2 separate regions of the Homo sapiens genome follow, and region 2 is linked to region 1. A link is a loop called in an ENCODE intact Hi-C map of the cell type or tissue named here. Cell type or tissue: CD14-positive monocyte. All regions are shown on one strand.

Region 1 (8,000 bases):
AGCTTCTTCCGTTATGCAGGTTATTTGGCTAAGACTTGGTTTCCTCATCTCTAAATGGGGATAATAGAAGCGATGTCGGTGTTTTCACAACCTCTTGCGAGGATTAAATGGGAGAGTGAATGCAAATATCCTGATCTATATAGCAGGTGCTCAATAAAAGAGCATCCACCCCAATTGTCTGACCTGCAGCTCAGCTGAGGCTATGAACCTCTTCCCTCGTCCATATGAAAAGTCCAGACGGGGATAGAATCTGTGTCTTCAATTCCCTCTGCCCTGACCCCTTTGTAGTCGCTCTGAGCTTAGGCTCCTGTGCTATAATTTCTGATCGGGGCGCCAGTGCTGACAGTGGATTAAAAGGTCAGAAGACTGGCCCTTTTCATCTCAAGGAATCAAATAAATGAGAATCCGCATGCTGGATTTTAATTCTAACCAGTAAACATCTGTTGATCAAAGACCCATGTCAGTCCTATGCTGGAGACCGAGAATAATGAAATGAGTAAGATTTGGCCCCTTCCTCCCAGCCTGTCTACATCTGGATGTGCAGTCATTCTACTGAAGATAGTTCTAGATACAAGAACTAACTCAGCAATTTCCCGGTACTAATTTAACTGAAATTCACAAGTGTTGTTCAAATACAAGTTTGGGACTTTGAGGGGATGTATTTATTGGCTCCAAAGAAAGCCCATGGTAAATATCTTTCCACACATCCATTTTCCAAGGAAATCATAATGATTCTGTGTCCGGAATTGGTGGGTTCTTGGTCTCACTAACTTCAAGAATGAAGCCGTGGACCCTCGCGGTGAGTGTTAACAGTTCTTAAAGGTGGTGCGTCTGGAGTTTGTTCCTTCTGATGTTCGAACGTGTTCAGAGTTTCTTCCTTCTGGTGGATTCATGGTCTCGCTGGCTTCAGGAGTGAAGCTGCAGACCTTCCCCGTGAGTGTTACAGCTCTTAAGGCGGCCTGGAGTTGTTCGTTCCTCCTGGTGGGTTCGTGGTTTCACAGGCCTCAGGAGTGAAGCTGCCAACTTTCGCAGTGAGTGCTACATCTCATAAAAGCAGTGGAGACCCAAGAGTGAGCAGCAGCAAGATTTATGAAAAGACTGAAAAAACAAACCTCCCACACTGCTGAAGTGGACCCCAACGCGTTGCTGCTGCGCCCAGGGCGCCTGCTTTTATTCCCTTATCTGGCCCCACCCACATCCTGCTGATTGGTCCATTTTACAGAGAGCCGATTGGTCTGTTTTACAGAGAGCTGACTGGTCCGTTTTGACAGGGTGCTGCTGGGTGCGTTTACAATCCCTGAGCTAGACACAAAAGTTCTCCAAGTCCCCACTAGATTAGCTAGACACAGAGCACTGACTGGTGCATTTACAAACCTTGAGCTAGACACAGAGTGCTGACTGGTGTATTTACAATCCTTTAGCTAGACATAAAGGTCCTCCAAGTCCCCACTATACTCAGGAGCCCAGCTGGCTTCACCTAGTGCATCCCGAACCAGGCGGCAGGTGGAGCTGCCCGCCAGTCCCGCAGCGCCAGCCTGCACTCCTCAGCCCTTGGGAGGTCGATGGGATCGAGCGCCGCAGAGCAGGGGGCGGAGCTCATTGGGGAGGCTCAGGCCGCGCAGGACCCCACGGCGGGGGATGGGGGGAGGCTCAGGCATGGCGGGCTGCAGGTCCCCGAGCCCTGCCCCACGGAAAGGCAGCTGAGGCCCAGCGAGAATTCGAGCACCAGCACGGGCTGGTCTGCACTGCTGGGGGACCCGGCGCACCCTCCACAGCTGCTGGCCCTGGTGCTAAGCCCCTCACTGCCCGGGACGGGCTGCTGAGTGCGGGGCCCTCCGAGCCCATGCCCACCGGGAACTCATGCTGGCCCGTGAACACGGCGTGCAGCCCTGGTTCCCGCCCGCGCCTCTCCCTCCACACCTCCCCACAAGCAGAGGGAGCCGGCTCTGGCCTGTGCCGGCCCAGAGAGGGGCTCCCACAGTGTAGCAGCGGGCTGAAGGGCTCAACGGCGGCCAGAGTGGGCACCAAGGCCGAGGAGGTGCTTAGAGCGAGCAAGGGCTGCCAGCATGTTGTCACCTCTCAATTCTATATGTTATTATATTATTTTGGGTCATTTTAATTTTAATAAAAATATTTACGTATGAAGGAAAAACACATTATTGTTTCTTGACTTTTCTTTTTTCTTTTTCTTTTTTTTTTTTTTTTTTTGAGACAGAGTCTTGCTCTGTCACCCAGGCTGGAATACAGTGGCGCAATCTCAGCTCACTGTAAGCTCCGTCTCCTGGGTTCAAGCCATTCTCCTGCCTCAGCCTCCTGAGTAGCTGGGATTACAAGCGTGTGCCACCATGCCTGGCTAATTTTTTTGCATTTTAGTAGAGACGGAGTTTCACCATGTTGGTCAGGCTGGTTTTGAATTCCTGACTTGATGATCCGCCCACCTCGGCCTCCCAAAGTGCGGGGATTACAGGCGTGAGCGACTGCACCCGGCCTGTTTCTTGCCTCTTAATCCATAAACTTCATTGACCTTAATTTGTAACAATATAAACTAGAAGTGACTTTTTTTAGTTACTAAATAAAGCCAACTATATTTTCATTGAAATAATTTGACAAAATCGTTTTTAAGTCCTGGAGAAGAAACTGTTCTCTAATTGACTAATTAAAACCCACTTAAACTAATAAAGTAGATCCTCTATGGACCTTCTGTACTAGAGAAAACTTTATTAGTCCGAGTTGAGCTACAGGATAAACTTAGAGGTAATAAACTGCATTGGGGGAAAGAAATCAAACATGCTATAAGTGGGAACTTCCACTTATCTACGCTGATCCCTCAACTGATGCCAGGAACTGTATTCACGAAGAAGACTCTAAACTTTTGAACTGTAGCTATCTTCTCCAGTTGAGAAAACCAGATTTCCTCCCTGGATGGCTAGTGATGTTTTTCACTGGGGAAGATAGCATTTGCCTTCTGCTCCTTCTTGCAGCCAAGGTCAAACTGATCTTGTCTGATGCATCCTCTCTTGTCCAACTGCATCCCATTGAAAACTGAGACCATTTTGGCCAGCTAGCTTTTCCTAGGCCAGCAAAGGGAGCTCAGTGCAGAACAGAGAATGACACTGTCAGACCATCCTCCCAAATGAGCTCTCCCTGGGGAATCCCGGAAGTGCAGTGGACACAAGAATGGACCATAATCTTGGTCCTAGTGCCCACAAGTAAGAACATGCTACTTAGAGAGTCACATATATGAGCTATGTGTGTATGGATCTGCAAAGGTGCAGCCATGAATATCTCCCTATATTTTCAAGAAAGAAGCCTCAATTGAGGCCAAAAAAGATTTTCTTAGACCCTAGAGGTCTCTATGGAACATTGCTTTAATTAGATTGGAATGGTTTGTACTTAAGCTGTCAAATGGATAGATGATAGGCCAATGATAAATTGATTGATTGATTTAGAAGTCAGACAGATCTAAGTTTATACCAATTCCTGGCTGAAGGAGAGCTGCTAAGGTACTAAGTTTCCTTAAATCTTAGTTTGTCTGTAAAATGGGTTTGCTTACTTCTCCAGGTGGTTTTGAGACATGAAGGAACCTGTGTCTGTAAAGTGCTTATTAAAGTGACTGACATAAAGTAAGCCTCAACAAACAGGAACTATTATCAACTCATTGTTATTGAAGGATAGTTAATTTGGGGCATCTTTGTGAGTTCAGGAGTTCAGAACAGTAAGGAGACAGACTGGACTCATGGAAAGGTTCCAATACACATCCTTGTAAATTGATACTTTCCACAACAATGCATAGTTTAAGTGGGATCAGTCACCTGGTGGTCAGATGTGTACAAGTCACAGAGGGTGAGACAGTTCTGCTCAGGAGCCCGGGAACCCAGCCTGATTTCCTGTTTCAAAAATCACACCTGTGAAACTCTATCCAGGTGGGAAACTCTTCTGGTCCAGTCTCCTCGAGCCATGGTTCATTATCAAGTTATTTCTCTGGGTCACCCTGAGGTCATCTCCTTAATTAATGCAACAGCCAAGGGAGGCCAGGCCCAGGAATTTAGCTGGACAGGCTTTGCCTAAAAGTCCATAATAACACCTCATCTTTGTTGAACACTTACTATGTGCCAGGCACCGTGCAAACAGCCTTATGTGCATTCGTTTATTTAATCCTCTAATGGCCGTCTGGAGGAGCAGCTACAATCATCCCCATTTAAAGATGCAGAATCTCAGGCTTGTCAAAGCCCAGTCATTCATCCAAGATCACAGCTAGGAAGTGGTGGAACCAACATTCCAGGTCTTTCTGACTCAAGTGCCTGAGCTGTTACCAGGATATACTTCACAGAAAATCATTAATCCCACATTTCTCTCCCATGTCACATGTGTTTATATTGCATCTGAGAACAAAAGGCGGTTTAAAATTCTCCCTTTTCTCACCTGCTGAAGAGCAGCACAGCCTGTGGCCGGCCACTAATCAGGCCCTACCTTGCTCCAAGTTTTCCAGAACACTCCTCAAATACTCTTTATATCCCATCATTGTTTACCCCAATTCCTGCTCAGGATTTTTTTCAGCCTTTCCAAAAAGAAGCACAATTTAACAATTAGTTTAAATCACTCTTAGCTAAGAATCCTCTTTTCAGGGGCACGTGGTTGGAGCAAGAGTGCCACCTGGTGGAAAATTTGGGTCACTGCCAACACACATTTCTTGGGCAAAGGTGGTTAGGCTGGACCTGAGCAGGGCTCCCACTGCCTGGAAAATTTCCTGGAGAGCTACAAGAACTAACTCAGCAATGCCCAGGTACCAGTTTTACTGCAATTCACAAGTGTTGTTCAAATACAAGTTTGGGACTTTGAGGGGATGCATTTCTTGGCTCCAAAGAAAGCCCAGAATGGGGATTAGGATTAAGTGAGGCAGAGTCTCGCAAGTACAGGAGTGCATCCTGTCTTTACTTAAAATTTTAATGCTTTATTTATTATGATTTTTTTTTGCATTTTGATTTTTTTTAACTGCATTAAAATATTATTTTTCTTGATTACTGAGTTTTGGGTACCCGCTCGCATTTCGTACCCACGACAAAGGTCTCACTTGCCTCCCCCTAGTACTAGCCCTGCCAAAGCCCTCTGAAAAAGGATTTCGCTTCCTTTCAAAGCTCTGGCAATAAGAAATTGACCCCTGGCTCCTGTCAATTTCCCACACATCTGTCTCCACTCTTCCCCATCTGAGAATGGTCTTGGTCCACTTCTGTCATCACCGCACCCCTTCCTGCTCTAGTTGATACACCAACCCCAGTCGAAAGAAAGTACACAAACCAGCATATACACTCGAGTATAACAAGTGAATAAATGGCAAAAAAAAAAAAAAAAATGTGCCAAACAAACCTCATCGCAGGTTACTGCTCCTTTGGCAGGCAACTAACAAACCAAGCTATAAAGCTGCTTCTGCTTTTCCCAGATCCAGGACCACCAAGCCACAGGAAATCAGGGCAAAGGGCACTTGTCAACACTCTGCCCTCACCCAAACTTGGCCATAGCCCACGAAAGGTCAGCCTAGTAACATTTCTTCCTCAACAATGTCCAAACTTAATGCCAACATCAGGCCAGGTCGCCATAAAGCTCTATATCTGGGCTGGGTTATTCCAGTCCCCTGGTTCACAGCCTAAGCCTGGTGGAAGGTCTTTACCTGTAATGCATGAGTGGGCATTGGGGGTTGCGAACATGGTTCTGGAAACCTCTGAAATTTTACGCAAATTATGTGCTTATTATTTTCCTCCCATTTTCGAAGGAGGCTTTGACTCTATAAAGGGTAAGAATCACAACAGTCTTAATAAAGTCTTCAGCCTTTATCAAAGGTCTATGCGAGAAATAGCAACAAGAAATACCTTCCTCTGCGTAGCCTGGTAAAAACAAGCATCAGTGGCCTGCTCTGTAGTATATAAACAGTGTTGGGCCATCCCAATGCAAAGACCCAAGCGTTTCTTAGTGTAAAGAAAAAGGGAGACTTTTTCTCTCTTGATAAACTGGAATCTCACCTGGATATAGAACAGGATAATCCAATATAGAACAGGATAATCCATGTTTCCTTCTCTGCCTTTTGCTGCCTCCTTAAACTCTTTTTCAGCCTTACCATGGCTCTCAGGTAAAGTTCTTTTCTGCAAGCTCTAGACTTTCCTCTGAAATATGCTTTCACCATCTGGGCATCCTTACTCTTCCTGCAAGACCTGGCCCTCGTGTCAGCCTTCTCAACACTACCAGGCAGGGCTGAACACAGTACACACACTTCTGTTATTAAGCAGATTGTTTTTCTGGAATGATCTGCATATGTATCTATCTTCCTCACAAGACTGTGAGCCCAGGAGCACAGGAAATCCAGTCTTATTGGTTTTGGTACCCTCAGTACCTAGCACAGAGTCAGTGTGTAAAAACAAAGTTTCAGTGAGAGGATAAATCAATCCATGAATGAATGAACAAATACCTACAAAATGTGTTTTCCTAAAACATTCTTTGACTTTTTCAACAATGTGTGAGCCTCAGTAATAACGATTGACGGACAGAGCAGACAGACTCCCCCACCACCCCCAATGCCTTCATTTCCCAGATAAGGAAAGTGAGGTTGCAACAGACACCAGCGGCACCGAGCCCAGCAGCTCCCCTCAAGAGCCACACCCAGGCCAGCTGCCAGCCATGCCGCAGCTGTGTTCTGAGAACATGTAGCACCCCCACGTCACTTGGCAGGTATTGCCACAGGCGTGCCACGTCGCCTTGCTTTTCCTTTTCCCTCCTTTTGCTGCTCCCTGGTTTAGGGTCCCCGTCACCTGTGCTCAGAGCACACAGTAGGGAGACAAGTGATTGGGGGGATTCACAGGAGAGAAAGTATGGTGGCTGGGAGATCCTCACTGTATCCCTAGCAAGGTCTGGAAACCTCAATCTTCATGATCCTTTGTCATTAACCATACTAAGGGTCCCCATTACTATGGGAACTTGGTTAATTCCCATTAACCAAGTAATGGGAAACCTGTTGACTCTTTCAACTTATTTCAACATCAGGATACAGAGAGCTGAAGTTCATGCCCAGAAATGCATCACCCATGAACCTAAACAGCTAGTTTTACTCTGCCTCCTCTCACTTGAATTAGTCTGATAAAAACCTCAGGGCGGCTGCTCCAAGCTCTGCTTGTCCCAAACCCATTTCAGAAACTGGAACGTGAGCTGGGCAGAGGGAAGGACTAACCCCCTGCTATTGTTCCGGCTTTGGAGAAAAGACCTACAAGGAAACTCTCAGCCCAATGCAGCTGTGGTGGTTGCTGAATCGTCAGACTTGCCACAAGCAAGATAAAAACTTTAAACAACAAAGGACTTTTCCGTGTTCTGCTGCACGCGGTTTCTTGTTCTGTTTTGGTTTCTCCTGGTGGTGTGGCCTGGCCTGCAGGGTTTCCTGACACTCTGCCCACCGCAGTCAGGAAGGTGCAGAAGCAACGGAACCCCTCACACTGCTTCTCAGTGGCTCTCCTTAACAGGCAAAGGAAACAATTTTTTTAATACAGGTAAATCCAGAAAGGACCTAAGGCTTTGATTCATTGGGGTTTGGTTTTGTTTTTATTTTTATTTTTATTTATTTATTTATTTATTTTATTTTATTTTGAGACAGAGTCTTGCTCTGTCGCCCAGGCTGGTGTGCAGTGGCGCGATCTCGGCTCACTGTGAGCTCCGCCTCCCGGGTTCACACCATTCTCCTGCCTCAGCCTCCCGAGTAGCTGGGACTGCAGGCACCGGCCACCATGCCCGGCTAATTTTTTGTACTTATTTTAGTAGAGACGGGGTTTCACCGTGTTAGCCAGGATGGTCTCGATCTCCTGACCTCGTGATCTGCCCGCCTCGGCCTCCCAAAGTGCTGGGATTACAGGGGTGAGCCACCACGCCCGGCCTATTTTTATTTATTTTAGAGACAGGGTCTTACTCTGTCATCCAGGCTAGGGTGCAGGAACACCGTTGTAGCTCACTGTAGCCTCCAACTCCTG
Region 2 (8,000 bases), 680 kb before region 1:
GAGGTGGTGGAGTAAAGCAGGCTATAGAATCTACAGGGTTTAGGGAATGATGGGTAGGACCAACTGTGGTCAAGGAAGTCCTTACTGATAAAGTGGCATTGCAATGTAGACTTTAAGGAAGTAGGGAAATGAACAGTGGCCATATCTGTAGACAGTCTCAGGCAGTTTGGGAGCATGGATGATGCATTCACAGAAAGGTAAGGTGGCCAGTGTGGCTGGAGCAGAGGGAGGATGGGGAAGAGTAGAAGAAAATGAGGCCATAGAGGTAGTGGAGGCTGAGAGATGGGCAGAGGGATTTTGGTTTATACTTTGAGTGAGACTGGCACCCTTATGGCTTTTGAGTATGATTCTAGTATCTGACTCTAGTCATATTGGAATTGGGTGAAGGTGGGAGGGGAGAGAAGGATGGAGGCTGGCATACCTGTTAGGATGCCATTGCAGTTATCCAGGTGAAAGATGATGATGCTTTTGACCACCATGGGAGTAGTGGGGGACATGAGAGGTGTTTGCTTATGGACATATTTCAAAGAAAAATCCAACAAAATTTGCCTATAGATTGAATGTAGAGTTTGAGCAAAAGAGAAATTAATCATTAATCACTCCAAGGATTTTAGTCTGCACTACTGGAAGAGTAGAAATATCATTTATTGATATGAGGAAGGATGCAAGAGGGGGCAGGTTTGGAGTTAGAGGTAGTAAAGATTCAGGCATTTGGCTTGCAACAGTAATGGTTTAGCAAGCATTTAGCAGGCTATTGAATGTGAGTCTGAAGTTCAGGGAAGTCTGGGACTTCATCCTGGTTTGAAGGACCAGGATGAGAGTGCATGGAGTTAGAGATGTGGTCCAAGACTAAGTCTTGGGTATTCCATGCCAGAGATATAAAGAGGACCCAGAAGGAGACTGGGAAGGAATGCCAATGAGTTAGCAGGAAATTCAGGGAAGGGAGAGTGGGGAGTGGGATATGGGGTCTAGGAAGTCAGGCAAGAAAACATTTCAGGATCTTTCAACTGTGTTAAACGCTGCTAATAGTTCAAAGAAGCTAAAAATTGAGAATTGACCGTGGATTTGGCAATGTGGTGATCATTGGTGACCTTGAAAAGAGCTATTTCTTCTGACCGGTGGGGAAGGAAACCTGACTGAAGTACATTTAAGAGAATGAGAGGAGAACAATTAGAGATAGTCAGTAAAAGCTCTTGCAAGGAGTTCTGGTATATAGAGGAGCAAGGAGGGGAAGGTTGTGGATTCAAAGGGAGTTTTTTTTTTTTTTTTTTTTTTTTAGATGGGAGAAATTATTGCTTTAAAATGTGATTGGGGGCCGGGTGTAGTGGTTCATGCCCGTAATCCTAGCACTTTGGGAGGCCAAGACGGGCGGATCATGAGGTCAGGAGATCGAGACCATCCTGGTTAACAGGGTGAAACCCTGTCTCTACTAAAAATACAAAAAATTAACTGGGCGTGGTGGCACGTGCCTGTAGTCCCAGCTACTCGGGAGGCTGAGGCAGGAGAATTGCTTGAACCTGGGAGGCGGAGGTTGCAGTGAGCTGAGATTGCACCACTGCACTCCAGCCTGGGTGACAGAGCAAAACTCCATCTCAAAAAAAAAAAAAAAAAAAAAAATGGTGATTGGGGCCAGGTGTGGTGGCACACGCCTGTAATCCCAGCACTTTGGGAGGCTGAGGCGGGCAGATCACTTGAGGCCAGGAATTCAAAACCAGCCTGGCCAACATGGCAAAACCCCGTCTGTACTAAAAATACAAAAATTAGCGGAGAGTGATGGCACACACCTGTAATCCAGGCTACTCAGAAGGCTGAGGCAAGAAAATCCCTTGAACCTGGGAGGTGAAGGTTGCAGTGAGCCAAAGATCATGCCACTGCACTCCAGCCAGGGTGATGGGAGTGAAACCTTATCTAAAATAAAAAAAAATGTGATTGGAATAATACATCAGAGCAGAAAAATGTTGATACAGTAGAGAGAAGATCATTGCAAGAGTGACTTCCTTGAGTAGATGAGCAGGAAGGGGACCCAGTGCTCAGTGGGAAGGGGCTGGCTCTTGGCACAGAGAGTTCATTCCGAAGGACAGCAAGAGTTCAGGTAGAACTCATGCAGGGGAGGCTTATAGAATTTCAGGGGAAGATGTGGAAATGCTCCTCTGGTAGCATCTATTTTCATTGTGAAAATGAAGCATCATCGCGTGAGAATGTTGGTTTTCAACAAGAATGTTTTAGCAACTATTTAGTAGGCTGTTGAATGTGAGAGTCTGGAGTTCAGGGAAGTCTGGCCTGGAGCTGGTAATTGAGGAGACATCAGCAAGCAGATAGTTTTGAAGCCACGGACCCAGATGACAATGCATGGATTTAGAAAAGAAGTGGTCCAAATCTGAGCCTTGGGTAATCCATGCCAGAGAGATAAAGAGGACCTAGACACGAGAAGGAGATTTTGGAAGTGAAAGAGACAAGAGGAGGTGTGAAAGAGGAGAACAGGAGAGTGAAGGGGCTAGGGAAGGGTAGTAAGGAGGGTAGGAGGATGGCTGCTCTCTTGAGGCTGGGATCTAGTCATACATTTCAAGTAAGCCAGTCAGCATGGGTGTGTATTTTCTCCAACTATATTCAGCCACTCAAGCTCAGTGTAGTCCAGTGGAGAGCTGGATTTAAACTGGGTTGAGGAAAGAGGAGTAAGTAGCTGCAGAAGAATAATGAAGAGGATGGAGCATGATCTTTCAGTCCAGTGCAGTGGGGCTGGGGAATCGTTGGCACTGGAGGAAGAGTTGGAGGTGAGAGAAGGAAAGTGGGATTCAGGCAACTGAGATTATGGAGGGGGTGCAGCCATTGCTAATAATGATATCTAGGATATAATAAGGGAATGCATGACTGAGGTAGGGTGCAGGACAAGATTATTAGAAGAGAGAATGTCCAAGAACTCAGAGGCCAGGTGAATGGAAGAGTCTCTATGTAGCTATGGAAATCACTAGAATTATGAAAGGGGTGGTATCGGATTGAAATAGTGAGTACTGCTAGAATACTTGATGAAGTGATGGGGCTCACTAGATGACTGCAATGAGAAGGGGTGGGTTTGGAGGAAGGAAAGTGATCTGGAAGTAGCAGTGAGAGTCAAGAACACCTGCACCACCTCCCAGGCTCTGGTGTGTGAAGGGTGCACCCAAGAAGATATAGACCACTAGAGGGCGCTGTGCTCAGGCCAGCGTGTAGGTCTCAGTCCCCTGATTTTCATGGGGTTACAATGAAATGGACTCACCTGAAGAGCTTTCAAAATAAAACGTATGCCCGGCCCCTCCCAGACCACTTACATCAGCATCTCTGGACATGTATGTGAGCTCCTGTTTCTTCATGTTCTGGCCACCATTTGTATTACTAGATGTTTTAAATTTTGTCCACCTTAGGGGTGTACAATAGTGTCTCCTGGTTGTGTTAATTTGTATTTTCCCATGTTCTAATGAGGATGCATACCTTTCCATGTGTTTGAGCTATTTCTGTTTCCTTTTCTGTTATCCATCTGTTGATCTCCTTTGCTCATTTCCCCGCATTGGGGTTGTTAGTCATTTTAAAATTGATTTGTAGGAAATCTTTATATATTTTGTATATTAACACTTTTGTGATTATACAAGTTGCAGATACCTTCTCCCAGTCTGCGGCTTGTCTTTTTTTTTTTTTTTTAATTCAGCAGAGAAGTTTAGGTTTACTATCAATACTTAATATATAAATTAGCATTTTTTTTTTTGAGACAGAGTCTCGCTCTGTTGCCCAGGCTTGAGTGCAGTGGCACGATCTCAGCTCACAGCAACCTCCGCCTCCTGGGTTCAAGTGATTCTCGTGCCTCAGGCTCCTGAGTAGCTGGGACTACAGGCGCCAGCCACCACATCCAGCTAATTTTTGTATTTTTAGTAGAGACAGGGTTTCACCATGTTGCCCAGGCTGGTTTTGAACTCCTGACCTCAGGTGATCTGCCTGCCTCAGCCTCCCAAAGTGCTGAGATTACAAGTGTGAGCCACTGCGCCCAGCCAAAATTATCAATCTTATCTCTGTCGTATGTGTATCTTATGATATTGATAATTGTCACAAAACTTACTTTAAAGCTGTTGGTAGACACTAATATTTATTTATTTATTTATTTATTATCTGGAGAAAGACAACATTTTTTAACAAGTAAAAGTCATCAAAATAATGTTTTGCCTGTGTCTGTATTGGGACAGTGTATTGGGTGGCCTCAGATTATGTTTATAATACTTAACCCAGTGTGACACTATTTTTTAAAAATTAAGACATATATACATATCTATATATAGTGAAGAATTCAAATAGGACAAAAAGCATAAAATGGTGAAGAGGCCGGGCGGGGTGGCTCAATCCTGTAATTCCAGCACTTTGGGAGGCTGAGGTGGGCGGATTGTTTGAGCCCAGGAATTCCAGACCAGCCTGAGCGACATGGCAAAACCCTGTCTCTGCAAAAAAATATAAAAATTAGCCATGCATGGTGGTGGATGCCTGTGGTCTCAGATCCTTGGGAGGCTGAGGTGGGAGAATCGCCTGAGTGGGGAAAGTCAAGGCTGCAGTGAGCTGTGATCACGCCACTGCACTCCACCCTGGGCAACAGAGCGAGACCCTGTCTCAAAAAAAAAAAAAAAAAGGCCAATAATCTATTTCTCTTAGTTCTTCTGCTCAAAGGTGAACATTTCTTATGTATCTTTTGAGAAAAAAAGATTCATATGCCTCTATCAACATATGTATGTAGACCCTTGTATTAAGTTTCCTGTGGCTACCATGACAAATCACCACAGACTGTGTGGCTTAAAACAACAAAAATTCATTCTCTCAGAGTTCTGGAGGCTAGAAGTTCAAAATCAAGCTGTTCATAGGGTGATGCTCTCTCCAGCCTCTGGTGGCTCCAGACATCCCTTGCATTGTGACTGCAATACCCCAGTCTCTGCCTCTGTTTGCAAATGCTCTGCTTCTCTGTATCTCTCTTCTCTGTGTGTCTTATGAGGACACAGGGTGTCTTCTAAGGCAGCATAGTATGATGCTTAAGTGCATAGGCACTGGGGCCAAACTGCCTGGGTTCGAATCCCACCCCCACCACTGACCAGCAGTGCAAGCTGGAACGATTACCCAGCTGCGCTAAGTGGAGATGACGTGACAGTACTTATCTCACAGCACCTTAATGAGTTAATACTTGGAAAGTAGTCACAGCAATGCCTGGCAAGAAGATAACCTGTGTAAATGGCTAGATTTTATACAATTGATGTCATACTCTTCTTACAGTTCTGCACCTTAATTTTCTTTCTTTCTTTTCTTTCTTTCTTTCTCTCTTTCTTTCTTTCTTTCTTTCTTTCTTTCTTTCTTTCTTTCTTTCTTTCTTTCTTCCTCTCTCTCTCTCTCTCCCTCTCTCTCTCTCTCTCTCTCCCTCTCTCTCTCTCTCCCTCTCTCTCTCTCTCTCCCTCTCTCTCTCTCTCTTTCTTTCTTTCTTTTTTCTTTTGAGCCAGAGTCTCACTCTGTTGCCCAGGCTGAAGTGCAGTGGCACAATCTCAGCTCTCTGCTACCTCTGCCTCCTGGGTTCCAATGATTCTCCTGCTTCAGCCTCCCGAGTAGCTGGGAGTACAGTTGCCTGCCACCATACCCAGCTAATGTTTGTATTTTTAGTAGAGACAGGGTTTCGCCATGTTAGCCAAGCCGGTCTCGAACTCCTGACCTCTGGTGATCTACCCACCTCGGCCTCCCGAAGTGCTGGGATTACAGGCATGAGACATCGTGCCCAGCCTGCACCTTGATTTTCTTCACTTCATAGTATATCCTGAAATCTTTACCCCTCAGCATACAAAAAAACTATATGATTTGCACCAAACTCCTTACTATTATGACTTCTCTTCTGTGTCAGTCACTATTCCAGCCACTTTAAATTCATTATCTTTCCTAAAAGTACTCCCATTTTGTGGATGAATAAATGGAGGTTAAGGGACTTGTCCCAAGCCTCACAGTAAGTGGCCAAGTGGAGGTTCGGCCCAGTACTGTCTGTTTCTTTGTTTGCTTAACTGTCATTGCCATCTTCGCTATTACTTGATTTTTGTGTTTTTGTCATCCCCTTACAGACGTTTCTGAGTTATGACAGCCTCGACAAGAATAGTCTCCTTGTTTCTGAACATTGGTGTTGTGATGCAATCTCCTAATGAGACATGTCAATGTGCCCAGATCTGCAGTGATAGTTGTCTGTTTTCTTAAGACTTTAGTCCACGGTTACTTGAAATTCCCTCAGAGCCACAGCCAGCCCTTTCCCTTGGCTTGTTTCACAAATCTGGTTTTCCAGGGTCACAGATACCTGCTGCTTTCTGGCTGTCTCCTTTTGCCAGTGGAGCAGAGATCCATCCACTCCTTACTGAGCCTCCCCAGGCCTGAGGAGACTTCCTGTTATGTTTGATGAGTAAGGATGAATCACAAGAAGCCAGCCTTTCTCTTCCTCCTGAAAGCAGAAGTGATTCTTACGGAGATGTCCAACTTTGTCATTAGCCAAATTGTAAGGTCTTAACTTGTTGTTGTTTTTTTTTTAATAAAGATGAGATTGTGCCAGACAGTGAGATAAATTATAGAATGATTGTTTCACTCATGCCTTCTGTCCTTTGCAGAACTCAGTTAAGCAAGAAGTCTGGGGAAAAGGGTTTACTGTCCACCAGAAGTCTCTGTTTAACCAGAGACTTCTGGTAATCAGCCTTTGTTGATGTCATTCTGAAATTCTTCTAAATGGTCTTTAGAAAATTGATTTTTAAATTAGTCTTGCAGGATTTCAGTGTTATTTATTATTCCTAAATTAAAATCTAAACCATTTAATAACACCAAATGTTGATCAGAATGTGGGTATGATTGCTCGTACATATGGCTAAATATGTAGTCATAAATATGTATCAACCAGTAAACTTTCCTTAGAAGTTGATTTTTAAAAAAAAACCCAAATTGTGGAACTATACTTATTTTATTTTAAACTATCTCATCCAGCTAAAATAATGCTCAAAATTGCTTGATAAGGGAAACTGCAATTATTCTTGAAATGTTAAATATGGTGATAATAGAAAACAGGCTGTTTAAAATAACTTTCCACTCAGGTGACAAATGTAATAACCAGGCTGCAAACTCTTACAGAGAAATATTACCTTAGAAAAATATTTTTCTTCACATTGAATTGTTTGTAAGTTGCTTCCTCACACGAATTAGAAAATTGGATTACTGGTTTTGTCTGTAGCCCAGAAAAAACTGCTAACTCACCTCCGGACCTTTGAAAGGTAAAAATATACGTAGGAGTAATTCCAGTGTGGGCCAACAGATGGCACCAATCTGTTTCTAAGGTACCGCTTTACTCAACTTTAAGAACTTGTGTTTGTCAAGCATTTTCAATTGTATTTCCGTTCATTTACAAGTTATTTTCTCTTCTTCTGAAAAAGAGATCTTGGTAAGTAGAAAGACTTCTGTGGCTTTTTCACATTATGGCACAGGTGCTTCAAGTAAGCAAGTTTGCTAACCATTCATTATATAGGAAATAGGTAATGTTTCCTTGAAATTTTTGCAAAATGATTTGAAGTGGTTTTTTTTGTAGATGTTGCAAATGTCCTTTGAATTTCACGAGCAGGATGAAGAGCAGCGTCTTTACAGCTGTCTTGAAAAGATAGAAAACAACTAGCGCTTGTGGTGATAATTAAGGAACAAAACTAATGTTATTTATTTCTTCTGATTTGGCCCAGCGAATTTTCTCTTTTCGTCTTTCTCTAGTTTATTGTTTTCAGTAACATTTAACAGTAATTTTTATATACCACTGATATGGCACCTATTTATTATATGTTTTTACAGCAGACGTGTGTTTGATCTCCCTTGTCGTTTGTCACTGTAACAGTTTGCTGGTCTGTGTCTGTCCCTAATTCATAAGCTTTTTGAAAGCAGGAATTATGTCAGTCCTATTCATATTTATATCCCTGGTGCCTAGTGCGTAGCATGGCACTGGCAGAAAA

What was found. Hi-C counts contacts between places; a loop is a spot of excess contacts. Peaks named below come from ENCODE experiments on the same cell type or tissue, not always from the same donor. Only the 100,000 strongest peaks of a DNase experiment are listed, where the experiment ranks them.
Region 2: it touches region 1 in a loop (5-fold over the local background); 17 of 110 quality-filtered maps call a loop at or near these places.

The regions. Positions count from the first base shown.
Region 1 is chr4:38,176,491-38,184,490 of GRCh38, reverse strand. No RefSeq gene overlaps it. Among named protein-coding and RNA genes, the nearest start is that of LINC02513, 190 kb to the left of the region's middle. RefSeq lists enhancers at 4,398-4,457, 4,758-4,927, 6,658-6,927. In CD14-positive monocyte, CTCF peaks have their summits at 4,442 and 4,649 (motif pointing left); DNase peaks (open chromatin) are centred at 4,670 and 6,650; H3K4me3 peaks cover 1,191 bases; H3K27ac peaks cover 1,265 bases.
Region 2 is chr4:38,856,208-38,864,207 of GRCh38, reverse strand. TLR6 (toll like receptor 6) reads left to right here and starts at 7,391. Exons shown (of 2, transcript NM_006068.5): 1 at 7,391-7,447. RefSeq lists an enhancer at 5,743-6,942. In CD14-positive monocyte, CTCF peaks have their summits at 3,003, 3,202 (motif pointing right), 7,061, 7,271 (motif pointing right) and 1 weaker place; DNase peaks (open chromatin) are centred at 3,177, 6,157, 6,437 and 7,317; H3K4me3 peaks cover 2,537 bases; H3K27ac peaks cover 3,598 bases.